3 separate regions of the Homo sapiens genome follow, and regions 1 and 2 are each linked to region 3. A link is a loop called in an ENCODE intact Hi-C map of the cell type or tissue named here. Cell type or tissue: natural killer cell. All regions are shown on one strand. Each heading gives the region's core, and the rest is flanking DNA. Links, peaks and the distances in the headings are about the cores only. Region 1 overlaps FNBP1 (formin binding protein 1). Region 2 overlaps FNBP1 (formin binding protein 1). Region 3 overlaps FNBP1 (formin binding protein 1).

What was found. Peaks named below come from ENCODE experiments on the same cell type or tissue, not always from the same donor. Only the 100,000 strongest peaks of a DNase experiment are listed, where the experiment ranks them.
Region 1: it touches region 3 in a loop (2.9-fold over the local background); 12 of 110 quality-filtered maps call a loop at or near these places.
Region 2: a loop joins it to region 3, with 9 times the contacts of the local background. A loop is called at or near these places in 7 of 110 quality-filtered maps.

Annotation. Positions count from the first base shown.
Region 1 is chr9:130,031,742-130,043,070 of GRCh38, reverse strand. FNBP1 (formin binding protein 1) reads left to right here. Exons shown (of 17, transcript NM_015033.3): 1 at 1-119. The coding sequence starts at 96. Among named protein-coding and RNA genes, the nearest start is that of FNBP1, 5.8 kb to the left of the region's middle. RefSeq lists silencers at 1-179, 360-519, 2,563-2,612 and enhancers at 3,523-3,642, 7,379-7,879, 7,802-7,881, 7,880-8,380. In natural killer cell, for the core only: no CTCF peak of the experiment used is centred there; DNase peaks (open chromatin) are centred at 3,350, 4,050, 4,738 and 5,090; H3K4me3 peaks cover 1,769 bases; H3K27ac peaks cover 2,500 bases.
Region 2 is chr9:129,993,737-130,005,065 of GRCh38, reverse strand. It overlaps FNBP1 (formin binding protein 1), which reads left to right. Exons shown (of 17, transcript NM_015033.3): 2 at 10,108-10,223. Among named protein-coding and RNA genes, the nearest start is that of FNBP1, 44 kb to the left of the region's middle. RefSeq lists enhancers at 8,402-8,471, 8,492-8,591, 8,732-9,011, 9,422-9,551. In natural killer cell, for the core only: no CTCF peak of the experiment used is centred there; a DNase peak (open chromatin) is centred at 6,045; H3K27ac peaks cover 342 bases.
Region 3 is chr9:129,943,650-129,946,149 of GRCh38, reverse strand. The region is part of intron 6 of FNBP1 (formin binding protein 1); the gene reads left to right. Among named protein-coding and RNA genes, the nearest start is that of MIR6855, 75 kb to the right of the region's middle. RefSeq lists a silencer at 1,406-1,485. In natural killer cell, for the core only: no CTCF peak of the experiment used is centred there; DNase peaks (open chromatin) are centred at 699 and 1,439; H3K27ac peaks cover 2,500 bases.

The DNA of each region.
Region 1 (11,329 bases), core at 3,266-5,765, 94 kb before region 3:
CGTCGCGGGGATCTCGGGGGGCAAAGGGATCGCCGGGGAGGGGGACCAGAGAGCCGCGCCCGCCGCGCGGAGCGCCCCTTCGCGTCCCCTGCACCATGAGCTGGGGCACCGAGCTCTGGGTGAGTGAGGGGCTGGGCCCGCGGGCAGATGCGGGGCGCGCGCTGCGTTTCCCCGCGGCCTGGGGAGGGGGCGCGGGCCGCGCTGCTGGGCGGAGGCGAGGGCGCGCTGGTCGGGGTCCTCGCGGCCTGGGGAGGAGGCGGGGTTCCAATGCCCCTCGTCCGCCTTGGCCCGAGCAGGAGGTGCGGGCCGGCTTGTCCTTCGGAGGCGAGGGGAGTTGGTGCGGGTCCCCGGCGGCCTGAGGAACGGCGCGGGCGGGCCTCCCTGTCCCCGGCGCCCCGGAGCGGGCCGTGTGTGTCGGGCCGAGCCCTAATCCCCCGGGGCGAGCCGCGGATGCCCGGGGAGGGCCGGGACCGGGCGTGGGGGCGTGGAGGCCCCGGCTGCGCGGCGCTGCGTTGGGTCTCGGGGCGCCCCGGCCGCGAGTTCTGTCCTGGCTCCGCGGAGGCGCTGGCGGATCGGGCACTTCCCCGGGAGCGGGGCGGCCGGGGCGAGCGCCGGGGGTCGGGTTTTGGGGTGCTGGGGCGAGAGTGCGGTCTTCGCTCTGGAGGCGAGGACTTCTGGCCCGTGGCGGCTCCGGGCGCACTTGTTCTTTCGGGGTAGCTCAATCCTGAGTGGGATGTGGGCACTGCGACGTCTGGTCTGGAGGGGAAAGTGGGAGTTAGGGAGAGATCTTACGTGATCTACCTCAGGAAGAGGCGTTCGCGGGGTCAATGATCTTTAACGGTTGCTCGGAGAATAGTTTCCAGTGGGGAAAGTTGGCGGTGAGGGGCGCCTTGCGGGGATGCTTGGCCGGGGGATGCGCACGGTAAACGGGCAGCCCTCAGGGCTGAGGGCCGTCCCCGGAAAGGCGAGGGGCTGGCTGTGGATGGAGCTCTTTTCCTGCCGTCCCCGGATTCCTGGGGAAATCACTGGGCAGGGGATGGGCAGTGCGGCGGCCCGGGAAGGAGCAGACGAAATCTCAGTTACTGCACTGAAATGCCCTCAAGATGAGCCATTTCCCAGGATGAACTCTAAAGTGCCTGAACTACCTTTTGGAATTCTATTTGCAAAGGGTGTGGAGGAGAAAGTGTAGGGTGGTGTTGCTATCTGAGATGAGGCCAAGAAATCTCATATCAAAATAAAACAAGGTTAGAGCAATTACAGAAACAGAGCACATCCTCCCTTGTTTTTTGTTTTGTTTTCTTTTGCTTTAATTGTTTTTACATAACCATTTGTTAGGTACAGAAGCAGCTACGGTTGTTATTACCAAAATCCTGAGGGCAATAGCTCCCTTAAATTAAGATAATTCATTTTATAAACATCTTCTGCCTAAAAGGGATTCATGACAAAATTTCCGCTGATGTTTACAAGTATCCATTTTGAAAATAAAATAGTTTAAAATATTTGCACACACCAGTTTAGGCAAAATCTATGACTTTGAGTACCGTATTGAAGTTTCTTTCCTCTTCTAATCCTTCCACTCCCTTTAGCTCTCTTTAGCTTATCTGGGGTGGGGAAGCAAATCAGAAGTAATCTTTGTCAAGACAGTAGAAATTGTGGCACAATTTTTTTTTCACTTGTTCAGACAGGTGGATGGAATTATGGAGGGAAAATGTACAATATATTTCTGAGTGAAATAGGGACCGAACACAATACCTTGGTGGACAGTTCAGTGATGTTGGTGAATGGGATAGAATATAATTCCAAAGAGAGGCAGTGGCTATGAGCAAAACTGCTAAAACAGCGGCAATTGCTTGCATTATTCTGTACATTTCTTTTTGAGGGTGCAGAAGTGGGAAGGAAGGCAGGGTTAGGAGTGATTGAAAATAAATGAGAGAGGCCGGGCGCAGTGGCTCAGGCCTATATTGCCAGCACCTTGGGAGGCTGAGTCGGGAGGATCTTTTGGGCCCAGGAGTTCAAGAACAGCTTGGGGAATATCTGGAGAGGCCTCCTCTTAAAAAAAAAAAAAAGAAAAGAAAAAAGAAAAAAGAAAAAAATAATAAATGGGAACTGGAATATATACAAATATTAATGATATGAAATCTTATATTTGCTTCACAATAATTTGGGTTGTTAGTAGATGGGAGATAGTGAGACAGAGTTGGCCATTATTGAAGCCAAATGCTGAGTACAGAAGTATTCATTACACTATTCTTTCTAGTATATATATTTGACATTTTCTACAATAAAAATAATTGGAAAATAGTTTTAAAGGAGAAGGATGTGAACTATTTGTAATTTTTTCACTTGACAATTTTATGAGGAAGAATGAATCAGTTAACAGTTCTATATATGCAAGTGTATGGCAATGAGGAGTTTTTAAAAAGACATTCTTTTTTTTTTTTTTTCTGAGACGGAGTCTTGCTCTGTTGCCTGCCCAGGCTGGCGTGCAGTGGCGTGATCTCGGCTCACTGCAGCCTCTGCCTCCCAGGTTCAAACGATTCTCCTGCCTCAGCCTCCCAAGTAGCTGGGACTACACGCGCCTGCCACCATGCCCAGCTAATTTTTTTGTGTATTTAGTAGAGACGGGGTTTCGCCGTGTTGGCCAGGCTGGTCTCAAACTCCTGATGTCAGGTAATCCGCCTGCCTCAGCCTCCCAAAGTGCTGGGATCGCAGGCGTGAGCCACCACGCTTGACGTTAAAAAAGACATTCTTATGAGTACCAGCATTTGCCTTTGAGTAGCTTACAGTTTAATATAGGAAAAGGAATGAACACATGATTGTGCTACTAAGAGAAATGCAAAATCTAAGTTTTCAGGTGAAATGCAAAGATGTATAAGGCTTAGTAGCTTTTGAGATTTAAAAAAACTAGAATAATGAAGGATTATGAAAAGTAAACCCCAGTTTCTCCGGTGGTCAGAGACTTGGTGATGTGCGGTACATTGGGTAGCCCAGCGGAGGGCAGTGATTAAGGGTTTTCCTTGAATGGTGGCTTTGGAATCATGCACATGTATAATGAGATAATGATGGGGCGCTCAAGCCAAACTTGGCAGAATTATTCTTCTAGATGGAGAAAGAGCTATGGTTTGGGTGGCCATGAATTATTTGTAACAGGTGGTTGCAGCTTTCAGGGACCTTCACAAATACTATCAGATTTTACATACATTTTAGGACTTCAGGTTAAAATCAATATAGGCTTTTAGAAACTACAGGTTTCTAATGTGCATTTTACACTGAAGACCTGCTCCTAAGCCACATCCTGCTTTGTAGAGGGAGTAAAACCTTTCTCTTCCTCTTTCTTTTTTACTTTTTCTTTAACCCCTCCATAGAAATAAACTTTCTTTTTTTTTTTTTTTTTGAGACAAAGCTTCGCTCTTGTTGCCCAGGCTGGAGTGCACTGTCACGATCTTGGCTCACTGCAACTTTCACTTCCCAGGTTCTAGTGATTCTCTTGCCTTAGCCTCCTGAGTAGCTGGGACTACAGGTGTGCATTATCACACCTGGCTAATTTTTTCTATTTTTAGTAGAGATGGGGTTTCACCATGTTGGCCAGGCTGGTCTCGAACTCCTGACCTCAAGTGATCTGCCCGCCTCGGCCTCCCAAAGTGCTGGGATTACAGGCGCGAGCTACCTCGCCCAGGCTTACATGGCCATTTTGAAGTGATTGGGTTCTAATAAAATAGTTTACAACTCTTCATAACATAGCTCTTCATAACATTGCCTTTTAATCAATTTTCAAAATTTTTATTGAACAACTATGGTGTGCACAAGACACCAGTCTGAATCTGTTGTAAGTTACATTATATACATTGAAAGATATCTACGTGGAAGCATAGAAAGTAGGTTTTACCTCTAGCTTGTAACATCAGAGTCAAAAGAAAAATGTTTGTATGTAAAATTAACCAAAATACATTTACTCAAGACTTGTTAAAAAGGCAGTGTTAGTAAGGTAAATATGTTCACTGACTTGTTGAAGTTGTGGCTGGTTGTTGGAGAAATGGCAAAGCAAGAGTTGCTTACATTTGAATGTTTTTTTTTTCTTGCCTACTTACTGAGGGAAGTGACAGGTTACTGAAGTGTTAGTTCAGCTTTTTATTAGCTTGCTTATTAGTGTGAAGTATGAATAAATCCATTGGAAAATTAAGCCTTCCTCGTAATTATTCTCTTTGCAGCTAACAAATTATTCAGTGACAGAACCTGGTTTTGCTGCCTCCTAGTATCCTCTCTGTCTTTATTTATTTGCTCTGGTGCTAATGAGAAATGAAGTATGTACAAGAAAGAGAACAGAGAAACCTGAATAATGCATATTGGTTAGCATAGTAAGAAGCCACATGTGGGCTGGGCGCGGTGGGTGGCTGACGCCTGTAATCCCAGAACTTTGGGAGGCCAAGGCGGGCAGATCACGACATCAGGAGTTTGAGACCAGCCGGACCAAGATGGTGAAACCCCATCTCTACTAAAAATACAAAAATTAGCCGGGCGTGGTGGTCCACGCAGGTAATCCCAGCTACTCGGGAGGCTGAGGCGGAGAATCGCTTGAACCCGGGAGGCGGAGGTTGCAGTGAGCCGAGATGGCGCCATTGCACTCCGCCCTGGGCGACAGAGCGACTCTGTCTCAAAAAAAAAAAAAAAAAAGAGCCACCTGTGTTGATTGTATGTCTTTTTTTTTTTTTTTTGAGACGGAGTCTCACTCTGTCGCCCAGGCTGGAGTGCAGTGGGTCGCACGATCTCTGCTCACTGCAAGCTCCGCCTCCCGGGTTGACGCCATTCTCCAGCCTCAGCCTCCGGAGTAGCTGGGACTACAGGCGCCCGCCACCACGCCCGGCTAATTTTTTTGTATTTTTAGTAGAGACAGGGTTTCACTGTGTTAGCCAGGATGGTCTCGATTTCCTGACCTCGTGATCTGCCCACGTCGGCCTCCCAAAGTGCTGGGATTACAGGCGTGAGCCACCGCGCCCGGCCGACTGTATGTAATTTTTTTTACCTGTGATTTTTAGAACCATGCCAGGCATATAATATACATTCATCTGTTGAATATGTTGACCCTGATCGTGGTGTGCACTTTCAAGAGGCAGCCGTTTGAGGATTGTCTACCAACTGTACTGGGAACAATGCCTGACTCTGTGTAGGAGTTCAATAAATATTTATTGGATAAATGAATAAATCCCTTTTTTTCCTTTTGTTTTAACATTTGCTTTTTAAAAATAATGGGAAGATAATTATAACACCTTTCTGCACTTCGGCAGTTGTAAAATATATATATAATTTTAGGTATCTTTTTGGAAAATAGACTATTTTTTAGAGCAGTTTCGGTTCATAGCAAAATTGAGAAGGTACAGAGATTTTCCATATCCTTTCTGCCCCCAAATACACACAGTCTAAGTACCTTTTTTGCCTTTAAAGTAGGGTTTGAAAAATTATCCCTTCTCTGTTGTTCATTCTACTTAGGCATGATATGTGTACATATCTTTATATAAGAACACTTTATAGTGTGTTGAATTTTTTTCCCTAGTGTGTCGAAATTTTAAACTAGTTTTTTAATCTTAAAGTAACAAATTATTAACAGTTCCAGGTATTGGATAATTATTACCTCTTCTTACTGCCCTTGAATGCTAAATTGGAGAACCCTATTAACAATCGTCCCTAGCTCTTCTACTGCTCTTTTTTCTTTTTTCTTTTTCGAGATGGAGTTTTGCTCAGTCACCCAGGCTGGCGTGCAGTGGCGCGATCTCAGCTCACTGCAACTTCTGCCTCCCAGGTTCAAGTGATTCTCATGCCTCAGCCTCCTGAGTAGCTGCAGGCCCCCACCACCATGCCCTGCCAATTTTTGTATTTTTCATACTAGAGATGGGGTTTCACCACGTTGACCAGGCTGGTCTCAAACTCCTGACCTCAAGTGATCTGCCTGCCTCTGCCTTCCAAAGTGCTGGGATTACAGGTGTGAGCCACCATGCCTGGCCTCTACTGCTCCTTTTTCTTTTTTTTTTTTTGAGATGGAGTCTCGCTGGGTTGCCCAGGCTGGAGTGCAGTGGCGTGATTTCGGCTCACTGCAAGCTCGGCCTCCCAGGTTCACACCATTCTCCCGCCTCAGCCTCCCGAGTAGCTGGGACTACAGGCGCCTGCCACCGCGCCCGGCTAATTTTTTGTATTTTTAGTAGAGATGGGGTTTCACCTTGTTAGCCAGGATGGTCTCGATCTCCTGACCTTGTGATCCGCCTGCCTCGGCCTCCCAAAGTGTTGGGATTACAGGCGTGAGCCACTGCGCCCGGCCTACTGCTCCTTTTTCTTAACCCTTCAGAGATTTCTGTTTGGGATGAACATGGCAAGACCAACAGGGGAGATAATACTCCCTGAACCATGGTGGGTAGGGCAGAACTGCTTCAGAAGAGAAACAAAATCAACTTAGTTTTGCCATCCTTACTTCTCCATGAGAACAAATTTTGCACATGTCTTTTCTGTTTAGTGGATATTAAAAGAAAACAAACCGTGGGAGGCCTGGAGATTTTGCAGTTGATATTTAGATATCAGTTTTGTTGCCCTCACTTTGTACATTAGACAGAATCCTGAAAATTTGTGTAAATTGCCATTTTGGTAGGCAAAACTGTACTTTAAGCACATAAAAGAGTTTTATAAGTGTCTATACTTACTATGTGAACACATTACAACTCATGCTTTACATTGGTGAGACATGGAAAGTGCTTCTTTGAAGGACTATTCAAGTATCACCCACTAAGCAGCTAAAGCTAATATTATGTTTCCTGCAAGTATTACTCATACTTGTTTCATCAACACCACCCACATTTAAAAATAAGGCTTTATTTTGACACTTAAAAATTGAAAGCTACTAAGAATACATGAATGCCCTGGGAAATTAATCTAATTAGATTTTAGAATGTGGGTGTGAAGTCTTCTGGAATTAGTGTTTATAAAGGAATATTTGTTTCCTGTTTTACTTGTACACTCATACTAGCTTGAGCCTAGTAATGTGTTTAGTTAAAAAAACTTTTTTTTTTAATGATGAGGCCAAATATGTGTATTATATTAGAGAGTAATTTGGGGGTATGTAAGTTTTTGTTTGTTTGTTTTTTGAGATGGAGTTTCGCTCTTGTCGCCCAGGCTGGAGTGCAATGGCACGATCTCAGCTCACTGCAACCTCCACCTCCCGGGTTCAAGCGATTCTCCTGCCTCAGCCTCCCGAGTAGCTGGGATTACAGGCGTGTGCCACCACGCCTGGCTAATTTTGTGTTTTTAGTAGAAATGGGATTTCACCATGTTGGCCAGGCTGGTCTCAAACTCCTGACCTCAGGTGATCCACCCGCCTTGGCCTCCCAAAGTGCTGGGATTACAGGCATGAGCCACCGTGCCTGACCTCTCTATTATCTTAAAGTCTCGAATGATTGTTATCATTACTGCCATTTATTGAGTGCCTACTATGCCCCAGGTGCTGGACAAAGTGTTTACATCCATCATCTTGTTTATTTGTTACAAGAATCCAGCAAGGTAACTACCATTTGTGCCAATATCCTGGAAGAAGAGGCTTAGATGGAGTCATTAGTACAGTTTTACTGGGGAGTAACACCTGTGAAGGGGAAAGAGTGGAAGCCATCAGATCACGATGCAGACCTGACAGAGTCCCCACCAGGCCAATGGGGAGCTCCAGAGCAGACACAAGAATCCTCTGGCAGAAATGGCTCGGCCTCTGTATCTCTGCCTTCCTTTATCATTGGCCAGAGGTCGTCCCAAGAAGAGGATGGCCTTGGCTGCCAGCTTGCTTAGTCATTGGCTGGGGGTGCTACAAGAAGAGATGCCCTCGACTCAAAAGATGAGGTGGACCCTAAAGGAGGCTGCATGCTAGCCACAGTCCTTGCAGCTGGGCAGCGAGTCATTTTTTGCCACTTCTCCATGTTGCCCAGGCTGGGGTGCAGTGGCACGATCTCGACTCACTGCAACCTCTGCCTCTTAGGTTCAAGTGATTCTCCTGCCTCAGCCTCCCAAGTAGCTGGGATTACAGGCACATGTCACCACACTCTGCTAATTTTTGTATTTTTTTTGTAGAGACGGGGTCTTTCTATGCTGCCCAGGCTGGCCTTGAACTCCTGGGCTCAAGTGATCCTTCCACCTTGGCCTCCCAAAGAGCTGGGATTACAGGCATTAGCCACTTGGCCAAAAACTGGATCTTCTGTGTTAGTAGTGCACAGTTCCCTTTATCCCCACCACTCACTCATATTTCCCCATCACTGCAGTAGATTTTGCTTTATAAAACAGTTGATGTTATTCATATTGAGAATCACTGAGAATCAATGACTCACACCACTAAATGCTGCAGAGCCAGCAGAAACAGTCATGAATGAAGCTCGTACTCAAGCAGATGCTTCATAGATGTCTAGTAATCTCCTAATCCTTTCAAAGCCAGTTATTGTTTCTCTTTTCTAATTTAAATAAATTTGTGTGGATATTAATTAGTAGGAGTAGTATCAAGTTTCTGAATTTGCCCAACAGAAGTATGTCTTGGCGAAAACTATTTTTAAGGAAATTGAGAAAGAACAAGGAGGAATACAGAGTCTCACTCTGTTGACCAGGCTGGAGTGCAGTGGCACAAACATGGCTCGCTGCAGCCTCAATCTCCTGGGCCCAAATGAGCCTTTCGCCTCAGCCTCCTGATTAGCTGGGACCACAGGTGTACACTACCACGCCTGACCAACTTGTTTTTTTTTTTTTTTTTGAGATGGAGTCTTGCTCTGTCGCCCAGGCTGGAGTGCAGTGGTGTGATCTCAGCTCACTGCAATCTCCGCCTCCCGAGTTCAAGCGATCCTCCTGCTTCAACCTCCCGAGTAGCTGGGAGTACAGGCGTTTGCCCGGCTAATTTTTTGTATTTTTAGTAGAGACGGGGTTTCACAGTGTTAGCCAGGATGGTCTCGATCTCCTGACCTCGTGATCTACCTGCCTTGGCCTCCCAAAGTGCTGGGATTACAGGTGTGAGCCACCGCAGCTGGCCTGTCTAACTTTTTTTTTTTTTTTTGAGACAGAGTCTTGTTCTGTCACCCAGGCTGGAGTGCGGTGGCGCAATCTCTGCTCACTGCAAGCTCTGCCTCCCAGGTTCATGCCATTCTCCTGCCTCAGCCTCCCGAGTAGCTGGGACTACAGGCACCCGCCACCATGACTGGCTAATTTTTTTTTTTTTTTTTTTTGTATTTTTAGTAGAGGCGGGGTTACCATGTTAGTCACTGTGTTAGCCAGGCTGGTCTCACTCTCCTGACCTCGTGATCCGCCCGCCTCGGCCTCCCAAAATTCTGTGATTACAGGCGTGAGCCACCGTGCCCAGCCCGGCCTGGCTAACTTTTTTAAAAAAGTTTTTTTTGTAGAGGTGGGGGGGTCTTCCTGTGTTGCCCAGGCTGGACTTGAACTTTTGACCTCAAGTGATCACCGGCCTCGGCCTCCCAAAGTGCTGGGATTACAGGCGTGAGCCACCATGCCTGGCCGACATTCAGGGTTTTAAAGTTTTGAGTCTTCAGGAACAAGAAACGAAACACTTTCTCTATTATCTATAGCAGAAGAAAACTTGGGACCTGTAAAGGAATCTCCTCCCCTTGTACTTCTATTTGCACAGCCAAAATTGAGAACGGGTTCCTGAAATCCATTTAAAGACCAGACAGGCTCTGGGGACAAACGGTGTGGGTGCTCCCAGTTGAGTGAGGCAGTGCTGGAGGGCTCAGCCTGGGTTGCCTTGCTTACCTAATCTAATATTTATTAGTATCGGGCAAGTCCTTGCATCTCTGTTCCTCGCTTTCCCAATCTATAAAGTATGGTATGATGCTTGCCTTTCTCTTGACAAGAAGGCATAAAGGTGAGAGATTGTTCGTAAAGTACTTTGAGGTTGTTGGATGAAAGGTGATAGGTAAACACAAATTATTATAATCATGGGGAAGGTTAATGAAAAAAACTCTGGTCCCTGGGAACAAACTGTAGAACTCTCCTGCGGTAAGCAGGATTCATGAAAAATGAGCTATTTTCTGTCCTAGCCTTCTGATTTAAAATTTGGTGTACATGTTAACAATACAATAAACCTAATATTTGGAAAATGCCTGGAAATCGTTGCTTTGGACAGGAAATCTGGATTTCAGGAGGTCATATTAATAGCATGTTTATCTTTTCCTCCTTGAAGAAAAATAAAATCCACTCCAAAACACTAATCATACTAATTTTTAGCAGTATACTTGGGCCTTCTTAAGATTTAAGTTTTTTCTAGGGGGAATTAATTTTCTTTGGCTATTATTACCACTTTAAAAAAAAAAAAGTTCCACTGAAGTCACATTATTTCCTCACCTAAAAAGCTGGATATTTGCTGCTTGAAACATCTAATGAATTATTCTGCCTATCAGCTTAGTTTGGGATTGATTTCTTCTTGGCAGAGATAATGAAGAGGTTTAGAAGTATTTGCATTGGAACAGATATGGAAATTTCTGGAAATGTTTGGGCAAGGACATTTAGATTTCATAAGTGTATATGTGTATGTAAAATATATTCTTCACCATGACTGACTTTTAAAATTTACATTTTACTTATTGGCCAGGCACGGTGGCTCATACCTGTAATCCCAGCATTTGGGGAGGCCAAGGCGAGAGGATAGCTTGAACTCAGGCGTTCAAGACCAGCCTGGGTAACATACTGAGATCCCATCTCTACTAAAAATTAAAAAATTACCTGGGCATAGTGGTGCATGCCTGTAGTCCCAGCTACTTGGGAAGCTGAGATGGGAGGATCACTTCAGACCAGGAGTTGGAGGCTGGCTGCAGTGAGCTGTATTTGTGCCATTGCACTCCAGCCTGGGTGACAGAGCAAGACCTTGTCTGGGAAAAAAAAAAAAAAAGTTTATTTTAACTTATCCTTAAAAATAGGCTATTTACATTGTTCAGTTTCAAAAGTAAGGTGTACGTGTGAAGTCTCCCTGTCATTCTAGGAGAGGTTTAGTTCTTGTTACGGCCATTTTTGGCAAGAGGAGTAGTGGTGGTAGTGCTCAGTGTTTATAACTTTGTACATAAAAGGAAACCAAACAAAATTGTAAAAATTTCATCAGGCCAGGCGCAGTGGCTCACTCCTGTAATACCAGCACTTTGGAAGGCCGAGTCGGGCAGATCATGAGGTCAGGAGTTTGAGACCAGCCTGACCAACATGGTGAAATCCCATCTCTATTAAAAATACAAAAAACTTAGCCAGGCATGATGGCGCTCGCCTGTAATCCCAGCTACTCGGGAGGCTGAGGCAGGAGAATCGCTTGAATCTAGGAGGTGGATGT
Region 2 (11,329 bases), core at 4,826-7,325, 54 kb before region 3:
TTTGAGACAGTCTTGCTCTGTCACCAGGCTGGAGTGCAATGGCGCCATCTCATCTCACTGCAACCTCCACCTCCTGGGTTCAAGCGATTCTCCTGCTTCAGCCTCCCAAGTAGCTGGGACTACAGGTAGCTGCCACCATGCATGGCTAATTTTTGTGTTTTTAGTAGAGACAGGGTTTCACCATGTTGGCCAGGCTGGTCTTGAACTCCTGATCTCAGGTGATCCACCCACCTCAGCCTCCCAAAGTGCTGGGATTACAGGCGTGAGCCACCACGCCCGGCCTGTAAAGTTTTATAAAACTTTCTACGTTTCTGTAAGTGCAGCTTCTTTAATATTCAGAACCAAATTGATTTTTTAAAACATTTTAAATGGATATTTTCTTACAGTTACTCTTTGAGTAAATCTATACCCTCTGACACATTTTCCTCCACAGTTTGAGGAAGCTAATGCTAGTAACATAATCCTAAGGGATTCTGTTTAAACAGAGCCATTTAAGTCCTGCTTCTTAAAATGCCCAAGTCCTCAGGAAGGTGAATTTATCAAAAACTGGAGTATACAGAAATAGCAGTCTAGATAGCACAGACCAAAGTAGTCTCAGTAGTGTGGAGGAGATCATTCCCTTCACTGGGTGAATAATTCACTGCAGGAGAGATTTGCTTGCAGAGGGGGACTGGCCTCAGGACCCCCTTTCCTGGAGTCTGTGCCACTTACATAGGTAATTTTAGCAACTTAGTCTCTTACTAGATTGGCTTATTCCAGGGATTTTGAATTAATGTTGGTTTAGTACACTTTTTTTTTTTTTCGAGATGGAGTCTTGCCCTATCACCCAGGCTGGAGTACAGTGGCGCGATCTTGGCTCACTGCAACATCTACGTCCCAGGTTCAAGCGATTCTCCTGCCTCAGCCTCCAGAGTAGTTGAGATTACAGGTGTGAGCCACCGCGCCCAGCCGGTTTAGTACACTTTTTAATTACAGGAAAACACCATATTAAAGTTGACCTAGACTTTGGAGGAAAACTTCCTTGTGGATGACTTGGGTCTCCTCATCTCAAAGTAAATAGCTTTTCTGAATGTAGTTCCTGTGACAACTCTTCTGCATAATTTGAGCAAAAAATAGGTTACAGAAGACTACTTTTTTTTTTTGAGGCGGAGTCTCGCTCTGTCGCCCAGGCTGGAGTGCAGAGGTGCGATCTCAGCTCACTGCAAGCTCTGCCTCCCGGGTTCACGCCATTCTCCTGCCTCAGCCTCCCGAGTAGCTGGGGACTACAGGCACCTGCCTCCATGCCCAGCTAATTTTTTGTATTTTTAGTAGAGCCGGGGTTTCACCGTGTTAGCCAGGATGGTCTTGATCTCCTGGCCCTGTGATCTGCCCTTCTCGGCCTCCCAAAGTGCTGGAATTACAGGCGTGAGCCACCGTGCCTGGCCAAGACTACTTTTTTGTTAGTTTTTGTTTGTTTTTTGAGACAGAGTCTCGCTCTGTTGCCCAGGCTGGAGTGCAGTAATGAAATCTCGGCTCACTGCAGCCTCCACCTCCCAGGTTGAAGTTATTCTCCTGCCTCAGCCTCCCGAGTAGCTGGGATTACAGGTATGTACCTCCACTCCTGGCTCATTTTTTTTGTAGTTTTAATAGAGACAGGGTTTCGTCATATTGGCCAGGCAGGTCTCAAACTTCTGACCTAAAGTGATCCGCTGGCTTCAGCCTCCCTAACTGCTGAGATTACTGCTGAGACTACAGGTGCGTGCCACCATACCCAGCTAATTTTTGTAGTTTTAGTAGAGACAGGGTTTCACTATGTTGGCCAGGCTGGTCTTGAACTCCTGACCTCATGATCCGCCTGCCTCGACCTCCCAAAGTACTGGGATTACAGGTGTGAGCCACGTGTGCCCAGCCAATTTTTGGGTTTTTATTACAGATTTGTGAGGGCAAGATTTTTTTTTTGAACTTAATGAAGATATAATGACCCAAACCAATGCCATAGCCCATGCTTATTGTAACTTAATCAGAATATAGTACCTAAAACCAGACCTGAAAATAATTGTAAAAAGTAGCAATTGCATATTGATTAACACAATAACACTTTCTTCATTCAACTCTTCAGTTTATTCAGCGTCTCATAACTAACAGCACCTGGCACACACCTTTGGTTGGTTTGAATTCAAGGAGCAGTGTGAGGTCAAGGTCAAGGGGGAGTGTAAGGTCAAGGTGAAGTGTGATGTTGGGTGAGTGGTTCAGCGAGGTTCCTGAAAGGTACCATCAGGTTGTAACCAACAGCTTGGAAACATCCATTTGTAGTCCTCTTGGCAATCTTAGAGTGAATAGTTGAAAGTATGGGTTATAGTCTGTTCAGTGGTGCTTACACAGGAGTGTCCGAGGCTAGGTAATTAATAAAGAAAAAAATCTTTGTTTGGCTTATAATTCTGATGTCTGGAAAAGTTCAAGATAAGGCACCTGCATCCAGAAAGGGCCACAGGTTGCTCCATTCATAGTAGAAAGTAAAGAGGAGCCTGCATGGCAGAGGTCACGTGGCCAGAGAGGGCACAATAGAGAGGGGGGAGGTGCTGGGCTCTTTCTAACAACCAGCTCTGGCCAGGACTCATAGAGCAAGAACTCACCCATTACGTCAAGGACGGCACCAAGGTATTCATGAAGGATCTGCCGCCATGACCCAAGGCCTCCCATTAGGCCCCACCTCTGACATTGGGAATCAAATTTCAACATGAAGTTTGAGGGGGACAGACATCCAAACTATAGCAGTATGTATACACAGTATGCACCTATAAAATAAACATTATTTTCTATTAGGTTGTTTATTACCTAAGTTTCTTAATGTTTAGAATGTGCAACTTTGAAATATAAATTTTATTTTATTTATTTTTTTAGATGGAGTCTTGCTTTGTTGCCTAGGCTGGAGTGCAATGGCGCGATCTCGGCTCACTGCAACCTCCGCAGGTTCAAGCGATTCTCCTGCCTCAGCCTCCCGAGTAGCTAGGATTACAGGCATGGGTCTCCATGCCCGGCTTTTTTTTTTTTTTTTTTTGAGGCAGAAGTCTTACTCTGTTGCCCAGGCTGGAGTGCAGTGGCGCGATCTCAGTTCATTGCAACCTCTGCCTCCAAGGTTCAGATGATTCTCCTGCCTCAGCCTCCTGAGTAGCTGGGATTACAGGCGCCCACCATCATGCCTGGCTAATTTTTTTTTTGTATTTTTGTAGAGATGGGGTTTCACCATGTTGGCCAGGCTGGCCTTGAACTCCTGACCTCAGGTGATCTGCCTGCCTTGGCCTCCCAAAGTGCTGGGATTATAGCCGTGAGCCACCATGCCCGGCTAGGAAGAAATTTTTGTATTTTTAGTAGAGATGGGGTTTCACCATGTTGGCCAGGCTGGTCTCGAACTCCTGACCTCAGGTGAGCCACCTGCCTCAGCCTCCCAAAGTGCTGGGATTACAGGCCTGAGCCACCACACCCAACCTGAAATAGAAATTTTAGCATATATGTTATATGATAGTGGTTCTCAAAGTGCAGTCCCTGGACCTCTGGAGTTTCCTGAAACCTTCTCATGGAGTTTACAAGGTCAAAACTATTTTATTAAGGATTGTCTTTTTAACCGTGTTGACATTTGCACCAACGTTACAAAGGAAATGGTGGGTAAAGCTGATGCTTTAGTATCAGTTAAATCAAGGCTGTGGCTCCAAATTGCACTGGTAACTACTATATTCTTCACCATTAGCTGTTTTTTTTTGTTTTGTTTTGTTTTTTTGAGATGGAGTCTTGCACTGTCACCTGGGCTGGACTCATTGCAACCTCCGCCTCCCGGGTTCAAGCAATTCTCCCATCTCAGTCTCCCGAGTAACTGTTATTACAGGCGACCGCCACCACACCCGGCTAATTTTTTGTATTTTTAGTAGAGATGGGGTTTCACCACGTTGGCCAGGCTGGTCTCGAGCTCCTGACCTTGTCATCCGCCTGCCTCGGCCTCCCAAAGTGCTGGATTACAGGCGTGAGCCACCATGCCCAGCCCACCATTAGCTGTTTTAAAAAATTTCAGTTTTACTTGAAAATGTTCTTAATGAAACAGTGAAGATTATTCATTTTACTAAATCTCAAACCCTTGAAGATACATCTTTTTAATAGTGTGTATAGTAAGATGAGAAGCTCTTTAGTGCAGACTAAAATACATGATCCTGAGTTGTAAGTTGAACTAGCTGCTTTTTTCATGAACACCATTTTTACTTCAAAGAATGAGCGACAGACAAACTTTTGAGTATCTGGCAAACATTTTCTCAAAAATAAATGAAGTGAGCCTGTCACTTCAGGGAAACAGCTGGCAATGTTTGTTGCCAATGATAAAATTCTAGCTTTAAAGTGAAAATTAGAACTTGGGGAAATTGTTTTTCCACTGTGAGTTTGACAGCTTCCAAATATTAAAGACTCATCAGAAAAGATGAGATTGGTACTGATATAAACAAATGTGATTCAAAAAAAATATTTTACAAGAAATGTTTCAACAGTTGGAAGATCTGCATATATCTATGATATAATATTTTCTTTTTTTCTTTTTTCTTTTGTTTTTGACATGGAGTCTCGCTCCATCACCCAGGCTAGAGTGCTGTGGCGTAATCTCAGCTCAGCCGAGATCAGCAACCTCCCCTTCCCAGGTTCAATCAATTCTCCTGCCTCAGCCTCCCGAGTAGCTGGGATTACAGGTGACCACCACCACACCCAGCTAATTTTTGTATTTTTAGTAAAGACGGGGTTTCACCATGTTAGCCAGGCTGGTCTCCAACTCCTAACCTCAGACGACCCGCCTGCTTCTGCCTCCCGAAGTGCTGGGATTACAGGTGTGGGCCACCATGCCCGGCTGAGATAATATTTTCTAAATGATCAATGAATAATTTACATGATCATATACAGGTAAAAGATCCATTCAAAATGTAAGGTGGACCAGTGGATCTTACTGTAGCTGAGTTGGAAACTGCATCTCTATGGTTTCAGATTTCATATTGCAACTAGCCTTTGAGAAGCTATGATTTGTCAAGTTTTGGTGTGGTATCAAAGGAGAATGTCTGCACTGATCTAAAAAGGGCCTTGAAGTGTCCTTTGTTTTCTAGCTACGTATCTGTGTGAAGTTGTGTTTTTTTCACATATTTCAGCCAAAGTAAAGAATCGTAATAGATTGAATGCAGAAGTCTCTATGATAATCCAGCTGTCTTCTATTAAGCTAGACATTAAAGAGATTTGCAAAAATGTAACACGGTGCCATTCTTCTTACTGTTTTGTTTTGGAAAGTACAGTTTTAAAAAATAAAAACATGCTCTTTCCATTAACATGTAATGGTAATGGGTTTGTTTTCTTTTTAAATGAATAAATACCTTTAAAAATCTCTCCATTTTAAATTTCTGATTGAGTAAATATTGATAGATGTAACTCACACAAAAGCTCTTCGGAATTCTCAATGATTTTTTTTTTTTTTGAGACAGAGTCTCACTCTGTCGCCCCAGGCTGGAGTGCAGTGGTGCGATTTCCACTCACTGCAACCTCTCCCTCCCAGGTTCAAGTGATTCTCATGCCTCAGCCTCCCGAGTAGCTGGGACTACAGGTGTGTGCCACCATGCCTGGCTACTTTTTGTTTTTCTTTTGTAGAGATGAGGTTTCACCATGTTGGCCAGGCTGGTCTTGAACTCCTGTTCTCAAGTGATCCACCTACCTCGGCCTCGCAAAATGCTGGGATTATAGGCATGAGCCACTGTGGCTGGCTGGTTCTCAAGGATTTTTAGGAGGGCAAAGGGGCCCCCAGAACCACCGTGATGTGACATCAGGCAGGAAGGGATGCATTTTTGATGACACCATCCCCAAAGTAGCAAAGGCTGTTTTTAAAGAGCCGTTTATAATATTTGTTCACAAAGGAGTCCTTTTAAGATTTGGATTTTTTTTTCCATTAACTTTTCCACATTTTAGTCAAGAATGTAAGTGGGTTGATTCGTTTTTCATCTGTCTTGAATTTTCTTCTAGCTGCTGTCAAGTCAGTGCTGCAGCAGTTCATGTGATAGTGAGAGCGTGGGGGCATCCTCAGGTTTCACAGAGCATCAAAAGAACTCTGCTATAGTCACAAACAAGCACCAGCTCATTTGTTACTGAGTAAGGTTTTTATTATTAAGATCTTCTATCTTATTTGGGCTCTGTCATCTTGGTAAACGCTTTATTATAGCTTGTAGAATGGTCCTGAATAGAGATAACTTTATGGAAAACATATTGTTGGATTGAGGCCAGTAATTTTTAAGGTGGACTCAGTTCAAATGTAGATGGGCTTTTTCTGTTGTTTTCAAGGGCTTTGGTATCGAAAGCTGTTGCTTTGTATAGTATACATCAGTTTGAATGCAAAGTGATATGGTGGGGGGAAATCTGTAGTCAGGTTGTTAATAGGCCAAGAATGAAACCTAAGAGCATATCCTCTGGGCAAGTTTTCAAGGTGGCACCTATGACTGCTGAAAACAATCAAGGCTTTGGAGATTATGGGAAATCATACAGGGAGAGGGCTTTTTTGTTTTTTTTTTTTTGAGGTGGAGTTTTGCTCGTTTTGACCAGGCTGGAGTGCAATGGCCCCGTCTTGGCTCACTGCAACCTCCACCTCCTGGGCTTGAGCGATTCTCCTGCCTCAGCCTCCCAAGTAGCTGTGATTATAGGCGTGCGCCACCAGGCCCAGCTAATTTTGTATTTTTAGTAGAGACAGGGTTTTACCATGTTGGCCAGGCTAGTCTCAGACTCCTGACCTCAGGTCTCAAACTCCTGATCCTCCCGCCTCAGCCTCCCAAAGTGCTGGGATTACAGGTGTGAGCCACCGCGCCCGGCCATTTTTTTTCTTTTTTTTTTTTTTTCGAGACAGAGTCTCTGTCTTTCGCCCAGACTGGAGTGCAGTGGTACAATCTCGGCTCACTGCAACCTCTGTCTCCTGAGTTCAGTGGATTCTCCTGCCTCAGCCTCCTGAGTAGCTTGGATTACAGGTGCATGCCACCATGCCTGGCAAATTTTTGTATTTTTAGTAGAGATGAGGTTTAGTAAAGATGACTGTGTTGGCCAGGCTAGTCTCAAACTCCTGACCTCAAGTGATCCGCCCACCATGGCCTCCCAAAGTGCTGGAATTTTGGATGTGAGCCACCGCGCCCAGCTGGGAGAGGGCTTTTAAATAAAGGAAAGGGTGTTTATGTTTTTGGTTTTTGTTTTTTGAGACAGGGTCTTGCTTTGATGCTCAGGCTGGAGTGCAGTAGCCTGATCATGACTCACTGCAGCCTTGAAGTCCTGGGCTCAAGTGATCCTCCTGCTTCAGCCTCCCTAGTAGCTGGGGCTACAGGCATGTGTGCCATGATGCCCTGATAATTGTTAATCATTTTAAAAATAAATATGATTACTGTGAAACTAGATCCACAAAGGGTTACTGATAAGCAGAGGGCTTTGACGAAGTCGTGCTCTCAATTTGTAAGAATGATTTGTAGTCATAGCTTGAGTTGTGTGTATATTTGTTCTCTCAAGTAGTTTAAGGTGATCTTCAGTCTCGTTTACACTATTAGCTTACTTGATGACCCTTGACTTTATAAATAACATAATCTAGTGTTTCTTAAACTGAAATCTAGGGGTTTGTGGAATATATATTATTGAGGACCAAGAATCAACTTTAAATATTAAAAATTATTAGTCATAAAGACAAACATTTTGCACTTTTGTTTTATAATTTTGTATTTAATTTTTTGAGACATAGTCTCATTCTGTCACCCATGCTGGAGTGCAATGGTGTGATCTTGACTCACTGCAACCTCTGCCTCCTGGGTTCAAACAATTCTCCTGCCTCCCTCAGACTCCCGAGTAGCTGGGATTACAGGTGCCTGCCATGACGCCCGGCTACTTTTGTATTTTTAGTAGAGATGGGATTTCACCATGTTGTCCAGGCTGGTCTCGAACTCCTGGCTTCAAGTGATCCACCCGCCTTGGCTTCCCAAAATGCTGGGATTACAGGCGTGAGCCACCTCACCTGGCCAAAATCTCAGTCATACCTTAATAAAGTGGTTTTAAAAAAAAACAGGCCGGCCGGAGGCAGTGGCTCACACTTGTAATCCCAGCACTTTGGGATGCCAAGGCGGGAGGATCACTTGAGCCCAGGAATTCAAGACCAGCCTGGGCATCATAGTGAGACCTCCTCTCTGCAAAAAATACAAAAATTAGTGAAGGCATGGTGGCGGGTGCCAATAGTCCCAGTTACTCAGGAGGCTGAAGTGGGAGGATCACTTGAGTCTGGGAGGCAGCAGCAAGCTGAGATTGCACTACTGCACTCCAGCCTGGGGGAAAGAGCACGACTCTGTCTCAAAACAAACCAACCAACAAACAAAAAACAGTCTGAAGTAAGACACTGAATGTATACTGTTAGATTGCACAAGCGTAGGATTAAACACTAGCTTTATATTTTTATATTTGAGTTGGCACTTCCCCATTTCGCATGATCCTCATGACTGATTTGTGAAATTAGGAAATTAGATTATAGCTGCGTCTTACAGGCAAATGACTAAAACTTGAAACATTTGGGGGCCTGTCTCTGTGAAATCCCTTTGCTGGGGCTAGAACCCTCATTTATGACTGTTACCTCTCAGGAGGCAGCAAATTTTCCATGGAGAATTCCATTTCCACTGGAATTCTCTCTTCCCTGTGATGTGCTCATGCCCCCTCTGGCTCGCCCCCTTAGTCCTTTCTGGGCTCTGCTTCCTGGGCCAGGCCCTCTTTGCTAATTCTGTGTATCCTTGCTGTCGTCTTTGGTGTTCTGATCCTCGGCTGTTGCTTGAGATCCACCTACTCACTTGATGCCCTTCTTGAGTTCTAAATCCTTCTGTGTTTCCAGCTCTCTTCTGGACAGGCCAGTCCCTCATTCAACATGTCAAAACAACATTTAATTTTCACCCCAAACTGTAGCTCTTTCTTATCTGGATCTTCTGTTTAATTCCGGGAAGCAGAACCTGAAAGTCACTCTGGAATCCTCCCTCCCCCTCATACCCTTGCCAGCCTCCACGTCCAACCGGCCACTCACACACTAGTTGATTGTGTTTGTTAAATGTCCCTAGAATTCTTCCCTTCTGTGCCTATTTTGTCTCATCTAGACTGTTGGAGCCATTTCCTGGCTTTCTCTTCCAAGTCCTCTTGTGCCTGCTGGAGAGTCTAAACTCCTAAGCTCGTCCTTCAAGGCCTTGGGTGATCTAGCTCTGAGCTGTCTCTAGTTTCATCACTCGCCAACTCCACTTCCCTTCTGCCCCACCCACCTCCACCTTGCACTCAAAGACAAATTCACTTGATTCCTGGATATCTCCATGTCTTTGCATTAGCTGTTGCTAGCATACCTGTCCCCTCTCATTCTTTATTTGGGGGGACAGAGTCATGCTCTTATACCCAGGCTGGAGTGCAGTGGTACAACACCATGCCCAGCTAATTTAAAAAAATTGTTTTTGTAGAGATGGGTTCTGTGTTACCCAGGCTCCCTCTTGTTCTTCCAGACCAGAAACCCCAAGGCACAATGCAAACTCAGGCTGTATTTTTGTTCATTTTGGTTCCCCAGCTCCAGGCACTGTTCCTGGCTCACAGTGTGGGTTTGGTGTATGTTTGGAAGAATAAAATCCATGTGTTTTATTTTAATCATTTGAAGAAAGCAAAATTTTGTAACACTTCCCCCCGTTCCTCGGCTCAGATTCAATCAGCTGTTTTGAATGATTACCCAGAGATAACAGTTAAGGTGCAAACCGTGTGTGGCTGTGTTTGTGTGTATGTTTCACCTGTCGGTTTTTGGCGTCTGGGAATGACATTTTTCCTTGCACTGAGACATCAGTTATATCTGAAAACTATGTTTCTAAAAGGAATAGGAAATATGAATGAATAGGTCAGAGTTCAGTACTCCAGGCGGTTTTCAAACCAAATTTGGTAATGTTGATTTAAAATGGCTCAACAAAAAAGCACCCCAAGTATAATCATGGAAAATATTAGTACTACTTTGTATGTAGTAATATGTTGTTAAGAGAATTATTCATTGAAATTATGTTAATCACAGGGAAAGACCATAACTTCTCTCTTGGTTTGTTTCAACAGGATCAGTTTGACAACTTAGAAAAACACACACAGTGGGGAATTGATATTCTTGAGAAATATATCAAGTTTGTGAAAGAAAGGACAGAGATTGAACTCAGCTATGCAAAGCAACTCAGGTAAGTTGATATTGAAAAAGGTTATTTGTTAACTGCAAAATGATGTAAGGATAACGTATATTCTCATTTTACAGTATAAATGTATATTTTAAATATTTTTCCTTTTATGTAAGGTAATATTTCAATAGAAGTGATTGTTTTTCATACAGAAAATTAATTTTCATAGAACATTAAAAATAAAAACTAAATTACTGCTTTAAGGCCCAGTTTTTTTTTTCAACAAGATATTTGCTGAGTTTTGGAGCAGCTTGTTTCTCAGTAAACTTTTTATTGAAATATATTAATAACATATGTACAGAGAAGTACACAAATCATAAGTGTGCAGCTCCATGAATTTTGACAGTGTGAACACACTCATGTAACCGGGCACCCAGGTCAAGAAACAGAAAGACCAGCCTGGCAGGCCCCCTGGCCCCCTCCAGCTCCCCACTCTCCCCCCAGCGGTAACCACTCTCCTGACTTCTAACCGCGTGGATTAGTAGTGCCCACTTTTGAACTTTACATGAGTGTAATCATTTGGTATGCATTCTTGTGTATCTGGCTTCTTTTGTTCTATATTACGTTTGTGAGATTGACCATGTGGTAGCATGTGGTGGGATCTGCTTATTTTCATTGCTGTTGAGTGTTTTGGTCTGTGAATGCACCAGAACTCATCCGTTCTGACTAGGTGATTGGTTGTTTCTAATTTAAGCTATAATGAGTAGCGCTCCAACGAGCATTATTGTACAAGGCTTTTTGTGTGTATCTGAACACATTTCCTAGGATCTACGTAGGCATCTAATTGCAAGGTCACAGGCTACTCATATGCTTAGCTTTGGTGGATAGGGTTCAGCCATTTCCAGTGTGCTTGTACTAATTCACACTCCCTTCTGTAATGTGTTGAGGGGTCATGTGGAATAGTATTTTAAAAGTACTTCGGGCCGGGCGCAGTGGCTCACGCCTGTAATCCCAGCACTTTGGGAGGCAAAGGTGGGCGGATTGCCTGAGGTCAGGAGTTCGAGACCCGCCTGGCCAACATGGTGAAACCCCGCCTCTACTAAAAATACAAAAATTAGTGGGGCATGGTGGCAGGCGCCTGTAATCCCAGCTACTTGGGAGGGTGAGAC
Region 3 (2,500 bases), core at 1-2,500:
TCGCTCAGGATGGAGTGCAGTGGCACCGTCTCAGCTCACTGCAACTTCCACCTCCTGGGTTCAAGTGATTCTCGTGCCTCAGCCTCCTGAGTAGCTGGGACTACAGGCGTACGCCACTACACCCGGCTAATTTTTTGTATTTTTAGTAGAGATAGGCTTTCACCACATTGCCCATGGTGGTCTTGAACTTCTGGGCTCAAGTGATCCGTCTGCCTTGGCCTCCCACAGTGCTGGGATTACAGGTGTGAGCCACCATGCCCAGCCACATGTAATTTTTAATGTGTTATATATTCTATAATAGAATATTTTAAAGAGAAAAAGAAAGTTATAGATAGGAATCTGTCAATTTTAAGCAAGAATGAAGGAGTTTACTTTAAATGATGATCAGTTTGATAATTATCTTAAGAAAACAAACGAAATTTAGTAGTTTAGGTTTTCTTCGGTTGGAATCAGTGTTGCCAACTCTGTGAAGCCAACAGGATGGAGTTGGCTCTATTCTAAGTGAAGCCAGCTGCGTAGCAGAGTGTTAAATTTTTTTACCATTTGGGGAAACAGTCTCTAGCACAATGACCACTTTAGTTATTGTACATATAAGGAATTGTACTATTGAATATTTTGGTTACCATTGCTGTAGTACTAGGTTGACATCTTTATGGAACATGTTAATATCTTCAGTGCCTTCCCCACGTTTCTGTTTCTTCTAAAATGTCTGACTGTAGTCATCTGAAGGAATTGTTCACTATAACAATTTAGAGAACATTTTTTTTTAAAAAGGAAGTGGTTAGTATAAATGCAGGAAATAAATTTTGCAACTGCAGCTTAATCTTTTTAGGCTTAAAAAAGTTTCAAATGCTTTTTATTGCAAAGAAGAGAAAAGTATAAAGAATTTTATTATAAGTATTACCAAAAATGGATATTGTTGCTATAACTGTTCTTTTATAAGTGGATCAAGGTTCAAATGAAAGATTCTAGAAAAGACACGTTTATTATTCTCTTCTTTATGTCTGTGGAGTTTATATTTACTCCTAAAAGCATAATTATTAACAAGCCTATAAGTTAATGTACAAAATAGCAATCAAGCAGCATCGTTCTCATACCCTAGATCTGAAGATAGAAATGAAGAAATGAATTCCCTGAATATATATGTATTTATTTATGTGTGTGTGTGTGTGTTTAGCTTCAACACTTGGCACTTAGTATGTGGCCTGAACTGTTCTAAAGGCTTTTGTATGGTAAGTCATTTAATAAGGTATTTTAATTTTCAATGATAGTAAATGGCCTAGCCCATGGCTAAGAGCTTGTTCCTGATCTTTGTATTACGTGGAAGTGGGTTCAAATCTTGTTTCTGTCGCTTACAAATGGCATGACATGTGGCAACTTACTTCATCTCTGGTTCCTGTTCTGTAAGTAAGGATGCATATGCACCTCAAGGGCTGGGTGTGAGGTTTCAGTGGGTGTGATGTATGTGTAGTGGCCTATTTTTGAACTGCAATTGATTGGCTGACACTGTTATTGCCATCTGTATTTTGCCTGTATCCTTCTCCTTGCATTATTTCTGCCTCCTTCCTCCTCATCTCTTACCCTTTAGTCTACTTTTTTTTTTTTTTTTTGAGACGCAGTCTCGCTCTGTTGCCAGGCTGGAGTGCGGGGGCATGATCTCGGCTCACTGCAACCTCTGCCTCCCGGGTTCAAGCAATTCTCCTGCCTCAGCGTCCCAAGTAGCTGGGACTACAGGCGCCCACCACGACGCCCAGCTAATTTTTGTATTTTTAGTAGAGACAGGGTTTCTCCAGGTTGGCCTGGATGGTCTCGATCTCTTGACCTCGTGATCCTCCTGCCTCAGCCTCCCAAAGTGCTGGGATTACAGGCATGAGCTACCGCACCCGGCCATATTTTTAACATTCTAGGCATTCTGGGCATCTAGACATTCAACAAGAATATTTATTTGACAAAGAGTGTGAAACACCAGTAGGACTGTAATAGATACCTTTCATGAAGTCCCCAGTTAGCAGACTGGAGAGAGAAGGATGAGAGAAGCATGAGACGGAGAGAGAAGGAAAACTTGAGTCAGTTGGGGAATAAGGTAGAGTATGATATGTAGCATGCCAACTTGTGTGAAGATCATCAGAACGATAGCAGGTTTTTTTTTTTTTTTTTGAGATGGAGTCTCGCTCTGTCGCCCAGGCTGGAGTGCAGTGGTGCAGTCTTGGCTCACTGCAAGCTCTGCTTCCCAGGTTCACGCCACTCTCCTGCCTCAGCCTCCCTAGTAGCTGGGGATACAGGCCCCCGATACCACGCCCGGCTAATTTTTTTGTATTTTTAGTAGAGACAGGGTTTCACCGTCTTAGCCAGGATGTTCTCGATCTCCTGACCTCGTGATCCTCCCACCTCAGCCTCCCAAAGTGCTGGGATTACAGGCGTCAGCTACCGTGCCCGACCACAATAGCAGTTTAAAAGCAATTAGGCCGGGCGCAGTGGCTCATGCCTGTAATCCCAGCAC